2 separate regions of the Homo sapiens genome follow, and region 2 is linked to region 1. Evidence: chromatin contacts called from ENCODE Hi-C or POLR2A ChIA-PET data. All regions are on one chromosome and are shown on one strand. Each heading gives the region's core, a stretch centred on a gene start or an enhancer-like site at or near the end of the contact. The rest is flanking DNA. Distances are from core to core; before and after follow the strand shown.

What was found. A loop is a pair of places that touch in the nucleus more often than their neighbours do. ChIA-PET counts read pairs that join two places held with the same protein, here RNA polymerase II (POLR2A). Pooled maps may share reads with other maps.
Region 2: a loop to region 1 is called in a pooled map, with 5 times the contacts of the local background. The contact joins the promoter of BRI3BP here to the promoter of TCTN2 in region 1. A Hi-C loop is called at or near these places in 1 of 50 pooled maps. POLR2A ChIA-PET finds 5 or more read pairs at or near these places in 2 of 52 experiments (H1 and activated B cell).

Annotation. Positions count from the first base shown.
Region 1 is chr12:123,669,816-123,672,415 of GRCh38, reverse strand. TCTN2 (tectonic family member 2) reads right to left here and starts at 1,303. Exons shown (of 18, transcript NM_024809.5): 1 at 1,094-1,303; 2 at 802-909; 3 at 284-360. The coding sequence starts at 1,175.
Region 2 is chr12:124,992,333-124,994,932 of GRCh38, reverse strand. BRI3BP (BRI3 binding protein) reads right to left here and starts at 1,288. Exons shown (of 3, transcript NM_080626.6): 1 at 930-1,288. The coding sequence starts at 1,142. RefSeq lists enhancers at 409-498, 2,218-2,600 and silencers at 589-648, 659-908, 919-968, 1,069-1,118, 1,139-1,458.

The sequences.
Region 1 (2,600 bases), core at 54-2,553:
AAGGAAACTGGTGACCCTCTCATCAGAAAAATGCACATACACACAGAACTTTACATACAATTTCATAGAGTTCACAGACCCACTGAAATACATCCAAGGACTCCTAACCCCAGGGTAAGGAACCCGTGGGCTGGATAAGTGTCTACCAGATCCAACAGCCCACAATTTCATGATTGTTGAGAGCATGGAGAAAGCCATGCCTTGTTAAATAAAGAGAGCACTGCAGAAACCCTAGCTGGGGGCCTCTTCACAGGCTACAGAGAAGGTTTACTTCTGGCCTTACCGCACCGGGGATCACAGTCACGCTCCAGTCTTCCGTCTCATTGTTCAGCACTCCACACGTCGGAATTGGCAATATTCCTAAAGAAAGAAGACCAGCATGCAAAGGCAGCAAGGTCCAGCAGCTCAGGGGGTGCATTGAGTCAGACTGCCTAGGATGGACTCACATTACAGCCTAAGATTGGGCCCTTTACAAGCTGCTTGACACTGGGACAGTGACAACCTCTCTGAACTTGTTTCTTCCTTGGTCAAAGGGGATGAAAAGATATTACTGTTCTTACTAGGAAAATGGGATGATGCACGATGTTAGCTCAATGAATGCTAACCATTATTATTTCAGGCTTTCTTCGAACCTGTCCGTCTGTCCTCTTTGGCCTACAGCAGCCGCCCGATCCTTTTCTCCCCATGCGACTTTGCAGAGAACAGAGGCAGGGGGCCCCAAGGATGCCACCTCTCCAGGCTCCTTGGGAGGTCTGGATCCAGTCCAACCCCCACCCTCCCCAAAAGAGGGCCGGACTTTACCCGCCTCGTCCTGCAGCACTGCCAGGGACACGGTCACACCCTCGGTGTCTCCGACCAGGGACGCGCTGACCGCAGGGCCGGACATTCGGATAAAAGGAGGGATGAAAGCTAGGCGGGAAGGAAAGGGGACAAGGAGGGGTTAGCAGTGGAAGAATCACCGCCTAAGGTGTGTGTGGCGGCTTGCTTTGGCGTTGTCGACTCCCGAAGCTCCCGGGGGAGTCCAAGTCTGGCCCTTTTAACGCCCAGTCCCCTCAGCCCCGGCCCACCGAGGTCACTGCCGCGCCGTACACACCCAGGTCCCCCCACAGAAGCCTCAGGATGCCCTGCAGAAGGAAAAGCCTCAAAAGAAGAGCGGCCGGAGGCTGGAAGCCCATGCCTTAGACCTCGCGGGCCGGGCACAGCAGAACCGCGCCCTCATTAGAACCCAGGAAGGACTCAGACACGAAAACGCAGCAGCCACTGCCCCGCCGCCGCCATCTTGCAAGCGAACGCCCGGAGCTATGGCAACCACCAATCGGCGGCCGGCCAGGAGGAACGCCGCGCTGTGATTGGACCAGTGGCAAGAGCGGGCACCCCGGCCCCGCCCACAAGGCCTAGCATTTTTGCTGCTTGACTCTGGTGGGGAGAGTGAGGGCTGAAAAACTACCTATCCGGTGCTCCACTTAGTACCTGGGTGACGAAACAATCTGTGCACCCAACCCCCGTGACACGCAATTTACCTATATAGCAACCTGTACATGGACCCCTGGGCCTAAAAGTTGAAAACATCAAAATTAAAAAGGTCCTGAAAAGCAGGAGTGCGTGTCCGGCTCAAAAACTGGAGTTTTCCCCTACCCTGGAATTAATCCAACAATAGCCAAGAGCGATCCTATAGACACTGGCTTCTAAATAAAAAGGGTGGGACTTGCTCCTTAATAAACTTGATTTTTATACGGATTTGTTTTAGGGGTGAGTAGAAAAAGGGGATGGGGCTGCCGCGCTGTGTTTATTATCTTTACTATCGTTTATGATGTATTATTTATATTTTATATTTTTATAAAATAAATATATATTTACAAAATAGATATACTTTGTTTTATATATATATATCAGATATACATACTTGATATATATAAAATACATATAGGCCGGGTCTGGCGGCTCATGCCTGTAATCCCAGCAATTTGGGAGGCCGAGGCGGGCGGATCACAATGTCAGGAGTCTGAGACCAGCCTGATCAACATGGTGAAACCCCGTCTCTACTAAAAATACAAAAAATTAGCCAGGCGTGGTGGCAGGCGCCTATTATCCCAGCTACTCAGGAGGCTGAGGCAGGAGAATTGTATGAATCTGGGAGGCGGAGGTTGCAGTGAGCCGCGATTGCACCACTGCACTCAAACCTGGGCGACAGAGCCAGACTCCGTCTCAAAAATATATTTATTTATTTATTTATCTTATAAAATATATATGTATTTATATTTTATCTTATATATATTTATCTTTTATATAAGTATATATTTTGTAAATTTTATACTTATATGTTATAATTTTATAAAATTTATATTTTTATAATTCTTATCATTATCATTTATTATCACTATTGCTTTTATTATCATTCTCCTAGGTTTTTGAAGGATTTTCTCCCCTGCACAGAGCTCTCAGCACTCTGAAAGCAGATCCAATCACAGAACACACAAGAGGTTTTGCCCAGCAATAGGACAGATGTGAAAGAATCAAAATTCTGTCTGGAAAAAAATTGTTTTTTCTTATATCAGTAGCCTCAGAACATTTCAAATATTGTCACGGCTTGGGGACTGAGA
Region 2 (2,600 bases), core at 39-2,538, 1.3 Mb before region 1:
AAACAAGCTCAAAGAAGTGAAGTCACTTCCCCAAAGTCATCCAACTGGTAGAGCTCCAACTTGAACCCAAACTTCTCTGACTCCAAAACCCCAGGAAGGCTGGCGGCAAGCAAGAGCCCCCTCCTCCCCAGGGAACAGCAAAGGAACCGCAATACCACACACAACTGTCCCCAGTAACTTCCTCCTTCTCAAGAGCTAGTCGGCGGACTTCGGCCCGGAATGGCACCCCTATCGCACCTAGCTCCAGAGAGCAGGAATTGGGGAAAACCCCCTGCGATCCTCCTGGGACTCAACACCCTTCCCAGGAGGCTGCAGGATCCGGGACCTCCCCAAACTAAACAAAAGGCTCCACGCGAAAGGCCCCGCACACAGTAGGTGCTCGGTTTCCCAAAGCCACCGAGCAAATCGCATTGCTCCCTTCTTTTCCTGTAAAGTAAAAACAACTCCAAGTATCTTCAAAGCAGGAGGAGGAGTGGGGCAGAAGGTCCCAGGGGAAGTGGGTCGGGATGCGAGGCTAGGACAAACCCGGGGTAGCTGGGGAGGGCGCAGCCGCGTGGGGACCGAGAGCGCCAGTGTGCTGCCTGGCTCACAGTAGGAGCCATTCAAACGCGGTGAATGAATGAATGAGACGCGCGGCAGGCGTCAGCGCAGCCGGGAGAGACTCTGGCTGCGCCGACCGCGGAGGCAAGGTCCAAGGAGAAGCGCGGCGCAGAGGAGAGGGCGCCCCGAGGCCCGGCCGCCCAGACCCGCACTGGTCAGGCCCGGCGGGGGCCGCAGGCGGCAGGCCCCGAGGCGCAGGCCGGACCCCCTCTTCCCGCGCGCTGGCCGGGCGGGCAGCCCCGGAGGCCGCGCTCCTCCCAGGTCGGCCCCGGTAGCCAGGTGCGTGGCGACCGGGGCAAGGTGACCGCGGGCGCGGGCCCGGCGCCCACCTTCTGAGCGGCGCGCACGTTGTCCTCGCCGAACAGGCTGCTGACGCTCTGGGAGAAGGTGTTGACCGTGCGGCGGTAGCTGTTCTTCTCCGCGCCGCCGCGGCCCCGCGCCCCCTGCGCGCCCGGGGCCAGCAGCCCGAGCAGCAGCAGCAGCAGCAGCAGCAGCAGGAGCCCGGCCCGGGCCAGGGGCCCGCCTGAGGCGCGCGCGCCCATGCTCGGCCGGCGGGGCGCGGGGTCGCGATGCGGGGTGAGGGCCGTGCGCTGGGCCGCAGCGGGCTCCGGCTAGGGCAAGGTTGGCGCGCTCGGGGGCCGCGCGCCGCGCCTTTACCCACAGCCGCCGCCGCCGCTGCTGCGCCACCTGCCCCGCCCCGCGCGCAAAGGCGCACGGCCCAGCCCACGCCGCGCCCCGCCCCCGGCGCGGGACCAACGCGACCCGGCCCCGGGGCCCCGCGCCCGCCTCCCGGAAGCCTGCCCCGACCCGGTGCGGCTTCTCATCATTTAAAAAAAAATTCTCTTTTTTAACTTATCCGTGGAAAAGCAACCCGTGCCTGTAAAACTTGCAACAGCTTCAACCAGGAAAGTGACTGCAACTGATTGAAAAACATGAAATAGACATATATGTAATCTCCCTGAATGTATTATAATGGTACCCCAAAATTCGCCCTCGTGGGCATCAGCTCATTCATCCTGAAAATTTTAAATAACAAGAAAGCATCAGGCATCCTCCTGCCCTTCCTGAATGAACTGTATTTCAGAGCCCCAAAATAGTTGGGGAGGGACTTTCTTTTACAAAGTCCAGCTAATACATGAGGATGAATGAGAGAATCCGAAAATTATTTGGCACCCCTCAATAGAATGATGGATTCACGCGATGATCATCAGAAATGGGTACAACCAAGAGGGGAGGGTTTGGCGGGGAACTTGAAAATGGAGGGGCTAAGCCGCGAAGTCCCGGTCCCGCCAATCGATCTTAGTGCCAGGAAGTACCAGCGCCACCTGCGATGGATTCTTGCCAAGACAAGTTGAGCATGAACCTGATGGGGCCTCTAGATCAAACCTACAGTTTACAGGAAATATGGCAGATAAGGAAAACTTAGAAGCAGCAGAAGCAACCAACCAACTCCAGCATGTGGGGCATTCTACCAAACAAACGACCCAGTTTGTTCAATAAATAATTGGTATAAAAGGTGAGCGAAGAGGAGGATAATTGGTTTTAAAGACTTAAGAGCCATAATAACCCATGCAATGCAAGGACCCTGTTTGCATCCTAAATCAAACAAATCAAGTCTAACCAACATTTTTTTTAGACAACCAAGAAAATAAAACTCAATTTTTGCCAATCCAAAGAATACAAAATGCTCTTATTTTTGAATTTACATTTTCTGGATTCCTAGTAAGATTTTCATAGATTTATTGGCCATTTGAATTACTTCTCTGTGAATTACCTATTCATATCCTTTGCACATTTTTTCCTGTATTGTTTATCTTTTTAAAAACTTTTTTGTAGGTCGGGTGCGGTGGTTAACGCCTGTGATTCCAGCACTTTGGGAGGCTGAGGCGGGTGACCTGAGGTCGGGAGTTCGAGACCAGCTTGACCAACATGGAGAAATCCCTCCGTCTCTACTAAAAATACAAAATGAGGCCAGGCGCCGTGGCTCACGCCTGTAATCC